Regions from separate parts of the Mus musculus genome. Here all the other regions are linked to region 1. A link is a loop called in an ENCODE intact Hi-C map of the cell type or tissue named here. Cell type or tissue: left cerebral cortex. All regions are shown on one strand. Region 1 holds the start of Trmu (tRNA 5-methylaminomethyl-2-thiouridylate methyltransferase). Region 2 has its middle 18 kb from the start of Wnt7b. Region 3 has its middle 4.5 kb from the start of Gm34622. Region 4 has its middle 24 kb from the start of D130051D11Rik.

The links. Peaks named below come from ENCODE experiments on the same cell type or tissue, not always from the same donor. Only the 100,000 strongest peaks of a DNase experiment are listed, where the experiment ranks them.
Region 2: it touches region 1 in a loop (5-fold over the local background); 29 of 42 quality-filtered maps call a loop at or near these places.
Region 3: a loop joins it to region 1, with 6 times the contacts of the local background. A loop is called at or near these places in 25 of 42 quality-filtered maps.
Region 4: a loop joins it to region 1, with 3 times the contacts of the local background. A loop is called at or near these places in 21 of 42 quality-filtered maps.

Annotation. Positions count from the first base shown.
Region 1 is chr15:85,877,075-85,882,074 of GRCm38, forward strand. It overlaps Trmu (tRNA 5-methylaminomethyl-2-thiouridylate methyltransferase), which reads left to right and starts at 2,253. Exons shown (of 11, transcript NM_028063.2): 1 at 2,253-2,384. The coding sequence starts at 2,303. In left cerebral cortex, CTCF peaks have their summits at 2,118 (motif pointing left) and 2,317; DNase peaks (open chromatin) are centred at 2,152 and 2,702; H3K4me3 peaks cover 2,096 bases; H3K27ac peaks cover 1,463 bases.
Region 2 is chr15:85,596,833-85,601,832 of GRCm38, forward strand. No RefSeq gene overlaps it. Among named protein-coding and RNA genes, the nearest start is that of Wnt7b, 18 kb to the left of the region's middle. In left cerebral cortex, CTCF peaks have their summits at 765 (motif pointing right) and 2,215 (motif pointing right); DNase peaks (open chromatin) are centred at 756, 2,314 and 3,715; H3K4me3 peaks cover 313 bases; H3K27ac peaks cover 1,550 bases.
Region 3 is chr15:85,713,937-85,718,936 of GRCm38, forward strand. No RefSeq gene overlaps it. Among named protein-coding and RNA genes, the nearest start is that of Gm34622, 4.5 kb to the left of the region's middle. In left cerebral cortex, CTCF peaks have their summits at 2,267 (motif pointing right) and 3,963; a DNase peak (open chromatin) is centred at 2,275.
Region 4 is chr15:85,608,477-85,613,476 of GRCm38, forward strand. No RefSeq gene overlaps it. Among named protein-coding and RNA genes, the nearest start is that of D130051D11Rik, 24 kb to the right of the region's middle. In left cerebral cortex, CTCF peaks have their summits at 1,320 (motif pointing right), 2,251 (motif pointing right) and 4,632 (motif pointing right); DNase peaks (open chromatin) are centred at 1,359, 2,376, 2,954, 3,135 and 3 more places; H3K27ac peaks cover 3,165 bases.

The DNA.
Region 1 (5,000 bases):
CTGAGATCTGCACGGGTTTCTCATTCTCTGGTTAATGAGGTGAACCCAAAGCTGCCAGCTGGAGTGGGGTCCTAGACACAGCAGTGGCAAAGTGAGGTAGGGCACAGACCTTATAAAAGGTCTGCCAAGATGCCAAGGACCCTGGAGGGATGGCAGCAGATTCTTCCCCAGTGGGCAGTAAACTCTGGAGTCCTGAACATTAGCGCTGTAAATGGCCCTCACCTTCCCTGACCCACTCACACCTATCACACAGGGGAAAAAGGAAATGTAGAATTGAACTCATTTAAGAAAGCTGGGTTTGCAGTAGGGGCAGGGCTACATTTCCCTTAGGGTACTGTTGGGTAAGGAGTGGCTGCATCCTTCCTTGGTGTGTTTGGTGGGGAGAGGACATTAACCTATGAATAACTAACTAGGCTACCTTGGTGATGTCTGTACTTAGCCCTGGCTCAGCGCACGCCTTGTCCTCATGCGGCCGTACTCTGCTCTGTCTACCGGGGCATCTGGTTTTTGGCAGCATATGCTGCAGTCCCTCTGCTTTCCCCTCTGAAGATGCTCAAAGGTGGCTTTCCCCTACGTTCTTCTTCATAGCTCCTCGGCTGGCTGTTCAGAAGGGTCAGCTTTGGGACACACTGGAGACTTGAGCTGAGGGGCTGGCATGAAGTATACTGATGTAGGCTGATGACCAAAGCCCCACCCTCGGAGATGGCAGAGGCTTGCTTCCCTGTAATTTCTTACCATTGTGGGGGGGCAGTGTTCCTGAAGCCCACATACCATTTGGGTTGGTGCCGCACAGCACTTTCCTGTCCATGGTGTATCACACTGCAGACTTTGGGAGTTATAGGGAAGCAAAAAACACCTTGTGCAGGAAAAAGAAACGCCCCAGTTTTCTCTCTAGTGTAAGAAAATACTGGCCAACAGCAGCGCAGGGAGGAAAGGGTTTATTTATGTGGTTTGCACATCCGAATCACAGACCAACCTGAAGGAAAGTTAGAGACGGAATTTTGACAGGAACTGAAGCAGAGGCCATGGAGGAACACTGCTTACTGGCTTGCTCCGCATGGCTTGATTAGTTTGCCTTCTTTTACAACCCAAGATCACCTGCACTGGTGTGGCTCTCACATCAATCAACAAATCTCACAGACTTGTCTAAGGGCCAATCTAATGGAAGCATTTTCTCAATTGATGTCCCCCCACCCCTAGCTTGTGTCAAGTAGACAAAAATTCTAACATAGGTTTGTCTGGTTTCTGCTACTTTGTGGTTGGCCCTATCATAGGTTCTGGTAGGAAAAGTGAGATTTGCTATACTAAATGCCCATACCCAAGAAGGGAGGTCCTGGTCCTCAAGGCTAGAACACTCCACAGACATGACCCCCTGCCCTTTTGTCTCTCTCTCTCTCTCTCTCTCTCTCTCTCTCTCTCTCTCTCTCTCTCTCTCTTCTCTCTCTCTCTCTCTCTCTCTTTCTGTCCCAGGACTCGTATCTATTTTCTTCCAGCAGCCACTCAACATCTGTCATGTGCGAGGCCCCCCACAATCAATTCAGGAAGAGCCACAGCTCCAGCCTGAGGTCCCCAAAGCATCCACTCGTTAGAGCTGATCCCCGCAGAGTGCTCGTTCGTCCTCCAAGAATGGCCCACGAAACAAACACTCTTAAATCACAGGCACCAGGATGAACAGGTGCGACTCCAAACTCTCCCAGTCTTCCGTGGCCCATCCTTCCCAGCTACTGTCTGGGTCTGGTTAACTACGCTCCCATCCCCTACTCCAACCCGTTGACTGAGCTGCTAGCAAAGCCTTACTGAGCAACGGTCCACTATGCTTTGTCCTCCACTGGCTCTGCACCCGCCAGGCCCGCAAGCATCTAGAATCCAATGAGAACGTGTTGACAGCCCTGTCCCTCCAGCGGGTAAACAGGAGGAGCCAGCGGCCGACACAGCATCTCGACCTTGTGTGTGCCCAGGAACGCCTTTGAGACCTCAAGCCCGAGCGGAGGCTGTTCCTGGTGCAGCTGACCCAGGAGCGCCAGCTGAGCACAGAAGAAAACGTCGCAAGGGCAGCGAGTGGTGGCTAAGAAGCCGGACCCGACCAACTCATCGCTGGCCTATCTGGGACATGCTGCCACCTAGTGCTCCTCGGCCGATCCGCCGCGCGGAACCCAAAAGCCTGCAGAACACTGGGTGAGCGGAGCACGTTTCCCGCCGGGTGAAGAGTGAGGACGCCCCCCCCCCCCGTCCCCCCCGTCCCCCGGAGGCTGGGACTTCCGGCGTAGCTTGGACGCAGCCAGAAAGCTCGCGGTGTAGCCTGATGTCGGCGCTGCGGCACGTCGTGTGCGCCCTGTCTGGCGGTGTGGACAGCGCGGTGGCGGCGCTGCTGTTGCGGCGGAGAGGTGAGGCCAGGGTTCCTCACTGGGGACAGGAGCTTGGGCTCCTCCAGGTCTGAGGCCTGGCCTTTTGCAGACTCCGCGGGCCTCCAGGCGAGGACACCGCCAACTCTAATGACAAAATCACTCCAGTGTTCTCCTTCGTTGGATGACAAACTTCACTCCGAACAGCTACCAGTTCTTCCTGACTTGTAGATGTAGCCTCATGGGTCCTTAGGGTTCGGATCTGATTCCAACGACCGGTGTACATTCCTCCTGCTGTGTGGCCCCACCTTGTGTCAACCTCTCCGCATTCACCTTGGCGGCTTTTAATGGAGTCCCCCTCAGCCGTGGATCATCTTCCCCGGGGCACGCGGGGTGCAGAGGCGCGGGGCCAGGAGCCTGGGCTTGGGCAAGTTAACTAAGCACCCCCCAGTAAAAATGGGATGACCCGTAATATGGGATGACTGGAATGATTAAATGGCACAGTATGTATTGAAAGGGTTAGCTATACAATGTGAGATATATCGGAAAGCAGGAGCGATTCTTTTATAATCACAGCTGTTATGACAGAGTAAAAGAGCCACAGGATACAGGTGTGTACTATGGTGAGAAAGGAAGAGGGAAGCATTTCTCTACAAAGAACTGGCTGCAGTAACACAGGCAGGAGGCAGAGGAGAGAGTGCCGGCCAGAATAGGATATAGTGGGGTTAGTGAAGCTGACGGTATTAAGGAATTTGGGGTAATGTTGAGTAGGCAGTGTGAGTCTTTGAAGGTTTCCAATGAGAACTGTGTAACTAGATGCTTTGGGAAGTGGCAAAGGTTGGCATCATTCTTACAGATTTATCTTTTACTACTAAAGGGAGATCAACTGCTGCCTAGTTTTTATGTCACATTAAAACTATGTGACATGTTAGGGTCCTCTGGTAGGAGGGAACCTCAGCTGAGAAACTGTCATCACCCTGGCCTGTAGGCTAGTCAGTGGGGCCTTCTCTTAATAATTGGTGTAGGAAGCCTCGTTCCATTAGGAGTAATGCTATCTCTGGGCAGGTGGTCCTAGGTTTTATAAGAAAACAGGCTGAGCAGGCCAAAGAAACAAGCCCATAAGCAGTATTCTTTTATAACCTATGATTCAATTCTGCCTTCAGGTTCCTGACCTGAGTTCCTGCCCCAGCTTCCCCTGATGGTAGACTGTGACCTTTAGGGCCAAATAAATCCTTTCCTCTCCAAGATGCTGTTGATCGTGGTGTTTATCATAACAGTGGGAACCTAGCCAAAACAAAGGCTCTCTCCCCTCAGGCTGCTACATCTAACTTTTACCCTTCCTTGGATTTTTTTCATGAAAGAAATTGATGGACGGTATCAGAGGAAAGAAAACCATCCTCTCATTTCGGCATCGAGGGCTCTTAGAGGTGATGTCCCATACTGCAATCCGTAGAAAGTTGACCAGTCCTTGAGTGCCTGGCTCCATGCATGTGGGTCTTGTCCCTCTGTGAGACAATTGACCAGGCAGATGTAGCATGGGAATGGTGGGGTTCTAAAACTCTGCGTAGAGTTTGTTCATGTTACAAGCTTGTGGGGTTTTGGCTCTCCTTATGCCCTGGGCATTGTATTAGCTCTTGGGACACAGGATTGTATTATGCCATCTCTGCATTAGTAAGTTACGTGTAAGACCACCTCAAGAGCTGAGCCCAGCATGGTTAATCTCTACAGTAGAGCACAGTCAGGTGCCTCCAGACACAAAAGAGGGCCTCATCTCATACCAGGCTGTGTGGGACTTTAATGAGTGTGGTTTTTTTTTTTAAGAATTACTTGTTTATTTTATATGAGTACACTGTAGCTGTCTTCAAACACACCAGAAGAGGGCATCGAATCCCATTACAGATGGTTGTGAGCCACCATGTGGTTGCTAGGAATTGAATTCAGGACCTCTGGAAGAGCAGTCAGTGCTCTTAACTGCTGAGCCATCTCTCCAGCCCCCTGAGTGTGGTATTTTATTTGTTAAAGGTTTGTCAGCAAAATCCCTGGAATTTTTTGGAGGAGGGGGCAATAATCAAACACTTGAAGCTTTTAATACAGTTCCCTGTCTTTCCTTACATTCAGCTTATTCGGAGGGAGAAACAGGGTTTTGATGCAAGGTGAACCACAGTGAGTTTTCTGAGACACTGGAGGGCCAGTGCTGACCTATGTGATATTTGGTTGGGTATTTGTCACAGTGGAGAAGAGAGATCATAAAACATGTGGATGATAGAGCCCTACGGAATAGCCAACGCCTTAATTTAAATGTTTGGTGTTGAGAATTGAACCCAGGGCTTCACCCATGCTAAGTATGGGCTTTCCCCTGGAGGTACCCCCTCTGGGTGATAAAATTCCAATTTTTTTTTAATTCCAATAATTTAATTGGCTTTAATTTGATAACTTAGAATGTAAAAGTCTTAATAATTGGATAGCTTTTAAAATGAGTTCCCTTTAAAAATAACTGGACAGTGATTATCTTAAAAATATTTTAAATTCTGTATGTATGGATGTTTTATCCACATGTATGTCTGTGCACCATGTGAATACCCGGTTTTAAGAAGGTATCAGATCTCCTGGAACTGGAGTTACAGGTGGCTGTGACCTGCCATGTGGGTACTGGAAATT
Region 2 (5,000 bases), 280 kb before region 1:
CTTCTCCAACAAGGCCACACCTCCTAATAGTGTCACTCCCTGGGCTGAGCAGAGACACACCACTACACTTGTCTTCCTCACCAGATAGGCAGTTAGACACATAGGGGTCCCTCGGGAGCTGGTCTATGTAGCTCATTGGCAGAGCACTTGCCTAGCCTGCGTGAGGCTTTCAGTTCAATCCCCACTACTGCCACAGGTGCAAACACAAGAAAAGTGAAGTGTGACATGCAAGAGCTTACAGGGGGCCTGAGTGGCACTTAGTGGACTCTGAGTTAATCAAGCAAATCTTCACTCCTACAAGTGTGGACAGCTGGTGTTGCTGCTTGGCCAATGAGTTATCAATGCAAATACTTTATGGTATGGGGGATTTCGGTGTCTGTGTGTATGTGGTATGTGTGTGGTGTGGTGTGTGTGAGAGAGAGGTAGTGTATGTGGTGTATGTGTTTGTGTGGTGTATGTGTGTGTGTGTATGTGTGTGTGTGTCTGTGTGTGGTATAGTATGTGTAATATTGTGTGAGGTGTGGTATTTGTGTGTGTGTGTATTGTATGTGTCTGTGTTGTGGTATAGTGTGGTGTGTGTATGATATGTGGTGTGTGTGGTGTATGTGGTGTGCTGCGTATGTGGTATAGTGTATGTGGTGTGTATGGTGTGAATGTATGTGCTGTGTATGGTGTATGTTATGTGTTGTGGTGTGTGTGTGATATGTTTGGGGTGTGTTTCCTGCATATATACCTGTGTACAATGTACCTGTAATGCCCATGAAGGCCAGAAGAGGGCATTGATCTCTAGGGACTGGAGTTGCAGACAATTGTGAAGAGCCATATGGAAGTTGGGAATTGAACCCACGTCCTCTGGAAGAGCAGCCAATGTTCTTAACCACAAAACTATCTCTGTAGTTCATGAAGCAATAAATCTGTTGACCAGATTTGTCTGACGGAAGCAGCCATCTTTAGGGCCTTTCCTGGTGGATGTTTTATAATCAGGAGAAATGGACGCAGACTCCTGAAGCCCACACTGCCCACTGTGCCTCTGGCTCCTGGAGGAGGCTGGGGAAGGAACTCTCAGAGGTGCCACTCTCCTCTTCAGGGGAGAGTATGGACACGCTTCTGGCTTTTCAACAGCCAGGCTGGCTGTGGCCAGAAGCCATTGTCCTTTGGAGATGCCATGGAAACTGACAACAGCTGGTCCCTGAGAGCCTGAGGAGATGCACATGGCTAGAGATGGGGTTCTCACTTCTCAGTGCCGAGCTCCAAGAGTGAGCCAGGCAGGTCCGGTGAGAGAAGTCTGGCTTCGAGGGACAAAGGTGAGCTTGGCCAACACAGAGGACCTACATAGCGAGAATTTGGGCTTCTTTAAAAACCCACTTGTGTAATGTGATTATGTTTTTGTTTTAATCCCAGGTGTGGGATATGGGTCTGCGTCAGATTGTCCAAGGATGAGGCCACAAGTGCGCACTATGATAAAGCCAGGCTATGTGAAACTGCTGCTTTGAACTTATAATGAGCTTACAGAGTGAAGCGCTGCTTTGAACTTACTATCAACATCCTTCTGTAACTCCCCTTTTGTGTGATATTTGATCTATGAGGTAATTTTATAAAGAACTTTTGTCTAAGACAGTATAGGAAGGCCAGAGCAAAGGAATGAAGTGTGACATCCTCTGCTTCCTGGCTTACAGCTCCCCGTGGCTTGCTCGGCCTCCTTTCCTATAGAATCCAGGACCAGCCCCACCCCCAATGAATCAATCACTAAGTATGAAAATGCCCCCATAGGTTTGCCTGTAGCCCTTTACAGAGACATTTTCTCAATTGAGGTTCCCTCCTCTCTGGTGACTCCAGCTTGGGTCAAGTTGACATAAAACTATCCAGCACAGGCAGTGATGGTGATGACGATGATAGTGGTGATGATGATGGTGGTGGTGATGATGATGATGGTGGCGGTGATAAGGAAGATAGTCGCAGGGCTTTTGAGAATGAGATGGTTGGCAATGTCTTCTGTGGAGTCCAGTTTGCAAACTGTCCTCACCATATCATAGTCCCTGGGAAAGAGCCACAGCTTGGACCCATTTTCCATGGAAGTCATGGGGACAGTTGGTGATCTCAGGCAGCTCCAGCTCCTGGCCAGTCAGTCCCCACCCTGTGGTCCTCCAAATGTCCTTGACCTTCAGGAATTTGCCCAGTTCTGGATTCCTTCTCTATGGCCTGACAACTCCCAGTAGCTCCACCAGAGGGCGCTCTGTAGCCGGGAATGGGCACACTGGGTCCTAACCATGAAGCTGGACCACACTCCTGATACAGAGGGGAAGGGGCAGATTTTGGACTCTCGAGGGGCCTGGCTGCCAGGCCAAAGGCTGTGTGGCTTTTGCCTCTGTGGCATCGTGCTTTCCTGAAGGCTCTAGGGATGACTCATGGGGACCAGATTGGTGCTGGCTTGTAAAGATATCAGAAACGGGGATGAATCACCGTGAACAGTGATAGGGTGCGTATTTGAAGCTACAGCCCTGGGGACCAAGGGGTCTGTACGCTGTGACGTCACCCCCTGAGGTTCAGGGTGCTGGAATGGGAACATCAGTGGCCAACCCAGCCCCCAGGTGGCCACCAAGGAACTGGCGATCCATATAATTGTCTCCAGACACTTGGCTCACCCAGGTCCCTTTGGCTGCTGTGAGCCTGGGTACTCATGAATCTAATCCAGGCCTTACTGTCAATCCTCCAAGACTCAGGTCTGGAAGTGGGTTTGCAGGTAAGATAGTCGTGCTCTGCCATGCTGACCTTTCCGAGGGGGTTACCTGTGTGGCCATTCCACAGCCTTGTAGTGTCCTGTGAGGGTCACCCTCCTTCCTCTCCCCTGCTAGCTTCTTTTCTTTCTGTGACGTTTTATTACTACTGTTGGGCCATCGCTGTTGCTATTATAACATCCATGTGCGTGGCAAGCGGTCCGTCAGTCACTAGGCTCCACCCCTCTGTAAGGCTGGGCAAGTGGACTGCATTCTTTCCTTGAGTTCATTGTCAGGGTTTGAGGGAAGACCCTGCAGCCAGCCAGAGGAGGGGGGAGGCAGAGATGGGCCCCCACTGGGGAGGGCAGGCCTGGCAGGGAGGAGCCAGCACACTCAGGAAACAACTTATTCAGCAATCTGTCAGTCCTCTGTGAGGACCTACTAAGTGCATGGGTTTTATGCTAAGACCTAGGAAGGGTAGGGTCTGTCCTTCCGGGGTATTTATGAGGGACGGGGAGACAAACAGGCAAGCACTGCGGCTATGAGATGAGGGATGTGGGCTCAGGAGAGGTGGGAGGAGACAGGAGAGGGGCGGGGCCTGTAGGAAGGACAGACAGCATCTGAACAGGAACGCCTGACCGGAAGGGACGCTGTCAGGAAGGGCAGGAGGGCGGGTAGAGAAGAGTGTGGACCCTGGAGTAGACCTGGGTGGCACAATCTCAACAGATCTACAGTGCCAAGGACACAGCCATGCAAGGGCACCATGGTAGGGAAGGCTTGCCCAGTCTGAGGCCAAGGCTACCAAAAGAAAAGAAAGTCCAAGCCAAGATTCTCTGACCCCCTCTTACTTTCTTCCACCCCCCTCCCACAAGGCAGTGCTCCAGAGTCCCAACGGGTTCAAGGCTGGAGGAATCAGTTTGAGTCACCCGAGAGGCTCCTCCCCCTGGAATCTGAAGTTCTAAATCCCAGTGCCTGGGCAGTGGGTTCACTCGGGGACACAGTGGCTCCTCTTCTGTGCTCTGTCTTCCTGTGGGGCTGGGGGGGATGGATGGTCCTGGCCCCGGGCCACCCGCCAACACATTGTCTGCTAGTCTGGCCGGAAGCAGCTGCTGCGCAGGGCGGGTGGGGCCTGCGGGGGGGGCGGGGGGGGGCAGGGACTGGGAAAGCTACAGAAGCAGCCTGAGCCCTGGTGCTCCTTAGTCAGGGGTGGGGGGGGGCTGGGATGTGGAAGCTGGATATGGGGAGAGGGGGGCTGGTGCTGTCCCGTCCGTCCTTCCTTCGTCTACACACTTGCTCCGTCTCCAGGGCACCATCCCAGCACCTCTGACAGTAACCAATCAGAGGATTTTGTTTGCCTGGACAAGGTCGAGAAGACCAAGGGAGCAGCCAAGTCCTAATCCAAGGAGAAATGACCCTGGTCCTGGCCAACTCCTCATCTGAGAAGAACATGTCCAACCACTAGTCCCATGGGAATTTGGACCCTATACTCTCAGGAGACAATGGCGGGTGCAGCCGTCCAGCCTGGGAACTCATAAGTCTCTTTATCCCATGGCTCCTGCCCTGAACCAGGTCCTTTCTACCCCCAGCCCCCTCCTTCTCTCCCTCCTCAGCCCATGTACCAAAGCTTCAAAGAACACCTCCTGTGTGGACAACTATAGAGAAAAATGGTGTGTCTCAGCTGGAAGAAACCATTTTCGTCTGTCCACAGCTGACTCTATGACCTTGCTCATGAGGTAAAGTACGGTCCTTAGCACCTGCACACATGTGTTTGGACTGGCATCCACCTGTTCTGGCAGGTATGATCCAGGACCCCAGTCTGGATACCGTGTCTGTTAAGGGCCCAGGATGCTCTGGGTCACATGGTCACAGCTTCTGTGTGGTTACAGCTGTCGTTCACCCCTGCCCCTCATTCCTCAGAATGCTGCTGTTCTTTTCTGAGGGTCTGAGCTGCATCTCAGCAGTACCAGCCTAGGCCCTGACTCTTTACTTTCATATACAGCCATTACTGGGGTCTGGGCTCACTCTGGCTAGGGACCTTGTTTCTAGAATCTTCTGTTAATTTCCCTTCAAATGTTGTCTGTCTCACTTTTCAAAGTATCATTTAGGATTAAAAACTGTCCCAGGCCAGGCAGTGGTGGCACATGGCACTTGGGAGGCAGAGGCCGATGAATATCTGAGTTCGAGGACAGTCTGGTCTACAGAGTGAGTTCCAGGACAGCCGGGGCTATACAGGGAAACCCCGTCTGGAAAAAGCCAAAACCAAAACAAAAAAAACCAAAAAACAAA
Region 3 (5,000 bases), 160 kb before region 1:
CACAGGAGCCTGGCGAATGTTCTGAGGCAATGCTGGTCTATTGTTAAACCCACCACCAGGGGTCCTTTAGTAAATACCTGATTATGCTATTCCTCTGGGACTAGTGAAAAACCTGCACCAGGGGTATTCTGTTCTACTAACTGTTTTATGTATAGTACTACAACCCACCTATTTCCTAGGCCATTGTGTATTCCTGTGTTTGGGTGTGACTGGGCTGTTGTCCTAAGTAATTACTATGCAGATTAGCCCTGAGCTTTCCTAGCTCTATACAAGTAAATTGTAATGCCTGATTATCTTCACTGTCTCTGCTAGAAGTAAATTTGAGTGTTACTGAATAGGTAACATTCTTACTGAATTCCAAGCTTAGGGTTGGCTTCAAGGACTTTCTAGGACATTGGTGAAGGCCAGGGCGTAAAATTCAACCTGATTTAAGTACTTGTAAAATCATTACTTGGAAGCACCTATAATGCAAGAAAGTACACAGATCCATACACCAGACTAATACACAGGGTTTGAGTATATGGGCTATGGGAATGCCGAGGTTCCAGGAGCCTAAGTTTCCGTGAAACTCTTTGTCTCAGGACTGCTTCCAGGTTTCTAAACCTGTAGTGCACTACTGGAGTGAATGTAGCAAAGACCTTTCTTTCTTCCTTCCTTTCTTCCTTCCTTCCTTTCTTTCTTTCTTCCTTCCTTTCTTCCTTCCTTCCTTCCTTCCTTTCTTTCTTTCTTTCAAAAATATTTATTTATTTACTTGTTTATTTACTTATTTATTATATGTAGACACTGTAGTTGTCTTCAGACACTCCAGAAGAGGGCGTCAGATCTCGTTATGGATAGTTGTGAGCCACCATGTGGTTGCTGAGATTTGAACTCAGGACCTATGGAAGAGCACTCAGTGCTCGTAACTGCTGAGCCATCACACCAGCCCGGGAAGACTTTTCTAAGGTGTACAGCTCTGCTCCCCCCTCCACATGCCCTCTCTTGGAGTCATGCAGTAGTGAGCCACTGGAGGCTCTGACAAGGTCTGTATAGGGGGAAGCTGATTTGGTACCCTCATGCTCCCACAGAGCAGAAGCTATGTCAGGGGCTTTAGTCAGCAGAAGTCTCAAGTGGGCAGAGAGTCTTGAGAGGTTGCAGGCCCTGTCCTCAAACCAAAGTGGACCCCCCCCCGAAGCACAGCAGATAGTGGTCCACCAGTGAGAAGCCGTGGCTGCTCAGGGGAGTTGCAGCCCCCATCCCTTCCCCTGTACATGGCCATCTAGGGAGAGTCTCAGGCTGCCCAGCCCTGGGTGGTGGCCTGTCCTGTGGGGATCCAGCCTTGAGGAGGCTCAGGAGTAGCAGAAGGAAGGGCACCCGGGTGCATGCTCAGAGCCAGGTGCCACTCAGTGCCCTAAGTTAGGCCCCAAGGCAGAACAAGGCAGGGACTCCAGACACAGAGCTGAAGTACTTGCCATTTCCAGATTCAGGCAAGGCCCCTTGATCATCAGTGCTGCCCTGTCTCCCTGTACCTGGGACTTTGGGGGATGTAGAAGTCTGGCTTCCGAGTGTGAGGCCCAGGTGTAGCCCATCTGTCCCTGGTCCTGATTGGCTTTGCTAAGTGTTCTGGGAATAGTGGGTTTTCTCAGCTGTAGTTTGGTCAGAACTGGGAGAAAGACTATGAGAGACAGAGACAGGGGCCTGTGGGCCTTGTAAGGCTGAGCCAGTGGCCTCTTTTATCCCCAAGACACTGTAGCCTGGACACTCAGCCAAGCAGAAGCTGGGGGTGGGGGAGTTACATCGTGAGCCTAGGTGGGGTCGGAGAGCTCCCAGACCTTCTGCAGGCTGTAACAAAAAGGCACAGGCTTGGCTTGCTTTCTATTTATTGCTGTGGTCAAAACCATGATCAAAATCAACTTGGGGAGGGAAGAGTTTCTTTCATCTTATACTTCCAGATAACAGGGAGGCCAGGTCAGAAACCTGGAGGCAGGAGCTGAAGCATAGGTCGTGAAGGATTGCTGCCTACTGGTTTGCTCTCCACGGTTTGCTTAGCCCACGTTTCCAATGTCTAGGAGTGGCATTATTAGTCGTGGGCTGGGACCTCCTACATTAATCGTTAATTTTTAAAAAATGCTCTAAAGAATTGCCTATAGGCCAGTCTGATGGAGGTATTTTCTTAATTGAGGTTCCTTCTTCCCAGATGACTGTGACACGTTGTCAAAAACCTAACCGGCACATACTGGTAACCTTTTTAATTTGCCACTCCAATCTAGGCAGTTTTTGTCCTGTCCACCAGGTGGCGCCCTGCACTCGCTAATAGGCCCATAGTAAAAGGCAGGCAGTTTGGGTGCTGTCCTTAGCCGCCTCCTCTCTGTAGATGGGGAGACCTAATGGTTCCTGTGAGGTCTCCAGGTGTGGCGTCCTCTTCCAACCCACATGAACCCCTGCCTCCACATCACTTCTGCAGGGTCACGGGAGTCAGAACTCCACCCCAGCTCACCACAGTGTTCTGCCTTTCTGAGTTTCCCCATCCATAAACAGACATCCCTACTCTTCCCTAGTTTGAGAGAACTAGCCATTGCCCCAAAGAAAGCCTGTTTAACCTCTCCAACCATCCCTATCTTCTCCCTTACTCTTCCATGTACCAGCCCCTACTGAGAGGGATGTCCCCAGGAGGGCTGTCACGCAAAGTGGAGGGTGCTACCAGGTTTAGGCTGTCTACAGGTCATGTGACTCAAGGTCACACTCAGCAGGAGGTGAAACAGTAAGAGAAAGGTGGGGGGACCCTGCGGACCACTGGTCTCAGCAATGCAGTGGTTCTCAACCTCTGGGTCATGACCCCTTTGGGGGCTGAACGACCCTTTCACGGGACCACTGGAAAAGACAGATCTTTACATTATGATTCATGACAGTAGCAAAGTTACAGGTAAGATAATAAGATAGTCCACGATGATAATTTTATGGTTGGGGGTCACCACAGCATGAAGAACTAACTACTGTATTAAGGGTTGCAGCATTAGGAAGGTTGACACCCACTATGGTGGTGGGTGGGAGGTGGCCCCAGTACAGAGGTAGAGGTTGGCTCTCACCTGCGCTTCCCAGATGAGGATATCAAGACAGAGAAGCCAGTGATCAGGGACAGTGATCTCCGAGAGGGTCACTAGGCCCCAAGGGAGGCTCCAAAGCTCTGGACCGGCAAAGATGTTGTGGTAGGGAAGGGAGGCAATTCAGGGACAGCCTTGTGACACAGATAGGAGGAAATCCTGGCACCTTGTGTAACCTGACTGGCCCATGTCCCACTGAGGGGAACCTGCTGGCCTGTTCGTGCCAAAGCTCAACCTCTCCTATCACTGGTGTGCTCACTCCTGGTGCCAGTGTGACACTCTCCCTCCAGCCTTCCCTGCCACAGGGGACCACAAGTGTATAGTCTCAGCTCACACCAGGCCCTCCTCTGGTCAGCTTTTCCCGGCCTCCACTCTCAGCCTTTGTGAACACGAATCGCCTGGCTGTCTGGGAGCTCTCCGATATTGCATCTGTTTCCACATCCTGATGTTAACTCCCAGCTTAAGGATGAGAATGTTGGGGTGCTGTGGGGTGGCAGGGGATGCATTGTAAAGGAGGCCAGACCTTCCTAAGGTCTACAGCCTGCAAGGCACCCATCAAAAGCACTTGTGGGGTTGGCGAGATGGCTCAGTGGTTAAGAGCGCCGACTGCTCTTCCGAAGGTCCTGAGTTCAAATCTCAGCAACCACATGGTGGCTCACAACCACCCATAATGAGGTCTGCCGCCCTCTTCTGGTGTGTCTGAAGTCAGCTACAGTGTACTTACATATAATAAATAAATAAATATATCTTTAAAAAAAAAGCACTTGTGGCTGTGTATTACATAAACCCTGGCTTTGCCGCCACCTGCCCTGAGTGACTTCTCATCTCCAGGGAGCCTCCCAGACTCCATCTCTCTCCTCCTCTCTGCCCCAGCTCTTCTACCCAGATGCCCACAAGTCCTGCCACTAGGAGGCTTGGGAGTTACTGGGACAGAGGGGAGCCAGTCACAGACAGGAGACCTGTCTGTAACCCGCAGGGTGAGAGTGCAACCATATGCACTGGCCACCACCCCAGAGAGGCCAGAACCTGGCACTGAGTGTCCCTCTCTGTTCCAGAGCTCCCTTTGCCACCTTCTGAGTGGATCCAGTGTGTCATGTGCCATGCAGTCTCAGAGGAGTCCTGTTTGGGCAGTGAGAATCACAAGGACATAGGTGGCAAGAGCCAAGGAGACTCATGCTGTGGAGGAGGTGCCTGCAATAGGGCCTGGTTGGAGCTCCTCTTTAACGCCATCTTCCCTACTCCTATCCCCTAGCACCCACTTAGCATAGAGCTGAGACTCAGCGAGCCCAGGCAAGTGAGGTAAATCTTAGCCTAGGCTCTAAAGGATGAATAGGAGTTCGTGGAGAAGAAGAGAGGCATGTCTTGTGAAGGGGACAGTGGGCACAGAAGTAGCAAAGGTCTGAGGGAGGGCAGAGACACTGTATACCTCACACTCCTGTATAGATGGGTAACAAGGACACACGGGATGGATAGAGGGATTGAGGCTGCTCTGTCCCCTGTCCCGCCAGGCCTTGGCCACATCTCATGCTTCCCTGACTAAGCCTTCCTCAGGGTGCTCTGGCACGATTGATCATCAGCTTCTCTCACCTCCCCACACCCCGCTCTTCCTTCTAACAGACTCCTCCCTCCGCTTGTCCCTCTTCTTGATGGGAGACATTTTGACCACCACCACCCTCGCCCACCCACTGGGATGCGATCCTTTCTCTCTGGCCTCCATCCTTCATCCTTCTCCCTAACAGCCCTGGGCGGCATCTTGAAAACCGGCCTTAGTCAAGCTATCTATCCCCTGTTGGAACCTAGATGTGAATGGGACTGGGCTCAAGACAGGTATCGGTAGCTGGACCCCCAACTGCTTAACCTTCTGGTAATGACCTGCTATTTTTAGGTGGCCATGTGGGACCACTCTGGAGTGTTATTACC
Region 4 (5,000 bases), 270 kb before region 1:
GTGAAGGCCCTGGTATGCTCCAATGGAGAGAGTTTCCCCTCCATCTTCTATCCTTATTGGTAATACAATGAAGGTCTAGGAACCTTGTTCCCCAAGCTCCTGATATGAGTCACTTCTTATACCAGGCTTCCTGGGAGGGCTGGCATGGCCATCCCTCATCCCAGTCAACTCCCAAGAGCTTGGGTCAGATCTTGTTCATCTAGAATCTCTCTCCTCAGCACCAATGTACCATCTCTTCTAGGATTGCTAGACTATCCCCTGCCCCTTCTCCATATGTGTTAATCCATTGTCCTCTGGGAAGTAAGGACTGTCCTGATGAAATACAGAGAGGTTAGGATGGCTGTTCATTGATGCCCAGCTGAGAGGGCAGAGGCCTGGAGAGGAGTTGAGCAATTGCCCCCATCACTGCGCACCTTGCCCTGATGTATACTGGATAACCTACCAGGCCACTGGACCACCAGTCACGGTAGGCCAATTCCTTCTCCTGGTCATGCCATGCTGTCTTTTTCCACCAGAGCATCTGCTGGGGGTCATGGCTCCTCTATAAACCCAAATCATGACATTCTCAATCTCCAAGTATCTCCTTTTTAGAAGATGGAGAAGAAGGGACATCAAATGGGGTGGGGGGAGGGGTAATGGAGATTTATTCCCAGTGCCCTCAGACACTAGTATCAGATTCCCAGTCTTCTGGACTTGAACATGGAAAGTTCTAGGTCTTCACCCTGGTCCTCTCTTTCTATCAGCCCTGTCTCATAAGTCAGGGCGTCATGATATGACCCTTCCTCCTCTACTCCAGGGTGGGAGATATGGAGGAGGTCCCAGTTGGGTTGATGGCTGAAACCTCCCTCTGGGGGGGTCCAGTGTCACAGTGTCAGTATCACTCTGGACTGGTGACTATCCCTGGACTCTAGATCCACCCCAGCCCCAGGTCTGTGTCTAGCTAGTCCTTGGCCTTGCCAGATCCTCTATTGTAGCCTCAGTTTGTCTGCCAGTGCAATGGATGCTTGGCCCCCGTGGGCGTTGACCATTGGTGTTCTAATGTGATGGCACTGGTGGGACCCTGTCATTCCCTGAGCCAGGTATCCTGGTGAGGGTCAGGGGTGGGGAAGAGGTTTAGCCACAGGACCCAGGCAGGATTTGGGGGGTGGGAGAAGAAAAGGGGTGCTGGGAGGGGGCATTCTGGAGAAGCCGCTGAGCAGACCTTGGAAATTCTTTTTTTTTTTAAAGATTTCATTTTTTTTCCTGTGTGTGGGTGTTTTGTTTGCATGTAGATCTTTGCACCATGCATGTTCAGTACCTGACAAGACCAGAAGAGGGTGTCAGAGCTCCTGGGACTGGGATTACAGGTAGTAAGTAGTGAGAGGCCATACGTGTGCTAAGAATCAAACCCAGGTCCTCTGGAAGAGCAGCTCTTAATGGCTGAGCCAACTCCCCAGCGTTCTGGCACATTCTAAAGACTGACCAGTCCACCCCTATCCCTGATGATGATATTGGAGGCACTAAGTTCCTAGGAGCCAGACTGGGCTGGCCGCCCTGGTTTATATAGCCCTACTGTAGTACGGCCTTCAGCACTTGGAGGGCCTCAGAGAAATTGTCCATCATTCTGAAAGCCTGCTGCTGCAGGATCAGGCCAAGGCTAGTGGGTGCCTGTCTGTCCTGTGCTGCTGCTGCTGGGTCAGGAGACAATGGGAAGAACAACACACTGAGCCCTTCCCTTCACTGTCACCATTGAGAGCTAAAAGGACATGTGCCTCGGCCTCTCGTCCATCCCCCAACACTGCAGCCAGAAGCACCAGAGGGCTGATCCCAGGTTGGGTGAGCACTTTTTTCCTCTCAACATTGTTCCCATCTTTGTGCATTTCCTGTAGGCCCTAACCACTCCCGACCTGAACTGCACACTCCAGAGACATAGGTGGCAGTGACCTCCTCCTGGGGGGGGGTGTGTGTCATAACCAGGCCTCCCAGTGACGGTACCCCATCCCTACGGGTGCCCATCATGTGGGTGCCTGAGGTCCTGTGGGCCATTGTGGCTCTGATTGTCAGTGACCCTGTAGGTTCCCAATTCTGTGAGTTCTTGGTACTGTGGGTGTCTGTGCCTTTGTGGGTGTCTATATCCCTGTGTATTCTTGAGACCCTGTGGGTGTCTGGCCCTGTGTGGGGGGATGATGGTGATCATGTGTCTGGTTCTGGGTGGATGATGGCCCTGTAGCCTTCAAAGTCCTGACCAAACTGCCATATGTCCTCATAGCCACCAGGGGGCAGAAGAGGGTGCAGGCCCACCTTCCAAGAGGACCTGTCTTCCCTTGTAGAGCCAGAGCTTTGTGTAGGCAAGAGAGGTGGGGGCTGCTGAGCAAGGGAGGCTGAACAAGGTCACTCCAGGCCAGCAGAGAAATCTTGGCTTGGATCCTGCCTCTGCTGCTACCTCCCACATGACTTCACCAGCCCGGCCCTCATCTGAACATGCAGCAAGCACTGGGCCCACTTCAGGCATCGCCTCCAACGCGGAAATTAACTTCCTGCCCAGAGAGGCTGCGCCCACACAGCTGCAGGTCTGGGCCGCCAGACCTGGGGCGCTCTGGAGTCCAGTTGAGGCCTCTCCTGCCCTCCTCCTGTCTGCAGATGGGGAAATTGAGACCCAGCCAGGGAAGGGGGTGGGGGATGGGGGGCTTGGATAACATTGCACAATAAATTCAAATCGGGGACAGGGCCAGCTGGGCCTGCAGACACTAGGCCTGAGTGCTTCACAGAGTCATCTTCTAGCCCGTGTCCCAATCCCACCAAGCACTGAAGTTGTGCTGCTATTGAGTCCTGAAGGTCTTCCTGTGCCAACCCCAGGTGCCAGGCACTGCGGCCACCAGCCTCAGAAGTGAGAAGTTTCATATTGTTTTCCAAGCCTGAGGTGTGGGTGCTTCTGGACTATGTGGGGACTGGGGACCTCATCACCAGTGCCGGGCCTGGCAGGCACAGGGCAGGAGTGAGGAATCAAGCCTCTTCAGTACTTTCCTGGCATACCGCAGCTTCTCTCTGTAGCTTTCTCTGCAGCTTCTCTCTCTCCCAGGATATAGAGCGGATAGTGGATAACCCAGCAGTCGTCCTCTGGGCGAGCATCCACCCAGCTCCTTAACAGAAGCTTAACAGTCAGAGAGACTCCTCAGACCCAAGAGGGTGAACCAGGAGGCTTTCCTTGTCCCTCAGAGTGTCAAACAGGAGTAGCTGTGGATTCTTTCTGGGGCTCTGAGTGTAGCCGGCCCCTCCCCCCTCAGGCCTTAGTTTCCCCTTGGTTGAGGCTACAGGCTCAGCCCAGGACTAGGATAGTCTCAGCTCAAGGCTGGGTGACGAATGAAGGTCTGGAGTCTAGGGCCTGGTCTTCCTTTCAGCCACCAAAAAGGGCTCATTTTGTGCCTTGGGCAGGTCGCCCAGGCAAGGAGGCCACTGGCGGCCATTCTCCAGGACCTCCTCCCGTCTGCAAGAAGCATTACCTCATCGGGAAGCCATTCCGGAAAAGAGCTGCAAGAGTTCCATGAGTGGGGATGAAGAGGGCTTTCCAAGAGCCTCCTGGCCACCCAGGAGCCCAGCCAGGGTGGACAGCACATCCCAGTTTCTGTCCAGTGACCGCTACAGGGAGGTGACAAGACTGAATTGGACTGAGCAGATAGGAGGAACGGTCCTGCCTGAAGCCAGCAGCTTCCGGGAGGGCAGAGCAGATATTTCAAGAGCTGGAACAAAATGGCCAGACGTGAGGGAGGCCGGAGAAATGAAGGGCAGAGTTGCCAAGCCCTGACCCTCTCCAGCCCATGTCCCCTCCTGCAAAATACAGAAGCATTAGGCACACTGAGATGTACCCTGCTGTCAAATGGCACCCGTCCAGAAGCATTGGGCTTCTCGATGACTTGATCAGCCACATGATCGGGAAACTGTAAGGACAGCTTGGGGTGGGGGGATGCACTAAAGGTGACCAGGAGAGCTCCCTAGCCGTTGACCCAGTGACAGTATTAGAGAGCACTCTTGGAGCCTTGATTTTCTCATCTGGAGAATGGAGCAATTAAGCTTCCCGTCCAAAAGACGTCTGAGAACACAGGCACTGACAAACTGGTGCTTTTGGGGCCACATCGGTGGGTCCTCCCCTGCCTGGGCCAGGGGACCCCTCCTAAGATGAGCACACACTTCTCACCTTGCCCCAGAGGGAGTGAAACGCTGTCCTCCAACTCCACCCACCCAACCACAGAGTTGCCCGGGCTCACTATCTTTTCCCAAATCCTACCTGGAGAATATCCATGCACCCTGAAAATAAATAGAGAAGAAACTGGCCCTGTCCGGATTACACTGAGACCCATTGAGGGAGCCTGTGGACACAGGTCCAAGGTCAGGCCCATCACATGCGGAGCTGTTCTGGCTACTTATTAGAGAAAAACCTAGGACACACCAGCAGGCAGGAAGTGTCGTTGGGGACAAGAATTAGATGTTTTGAGCCTGGGGCGTCAGACTGATCTTATTGAATGATTGGAGATTCCAAAAGGACAGGAGAAAACCAGAGGCTGGGCAGAAGGCTTTTTGTTTGTTTGTTTCATTGATTGATTTTTGTCTGCATTTATATCTGTGCATCATGGATGTGCAGTGTCCATAGTGACCAGAAGAGGGCACCAGATACCCTGGAACTGAGGCAAAGGCAATTGTGAGCTAGCACATAGGGGCTGAGAATTGAACCTGGGTCCTCTGGAACAACTCGTAACTGTCGCTCCATCTCTCCAGCCCCCCAGCAGTTTTAAGACAGCTGAGGAGCTCTTGAGGGAGCCCACACCCTTCCTCCTGTGCACAGAAAGTCCTGCCAGAGCAGGGCAGAGGTGCTAGGTAAAGGGCTTCCCTGCAGGCAGCAAGCAGACAACCGCCTGGGTGTTAAGGATGGCCGAGCTGACCCCAGGATCTGTGTGACCCCAGGGCCCCTGAAACCCTTGGCTGTCTCTGCACCCAGCCTAGCTAGTGAGGGGGCGGGACAGGGGCAG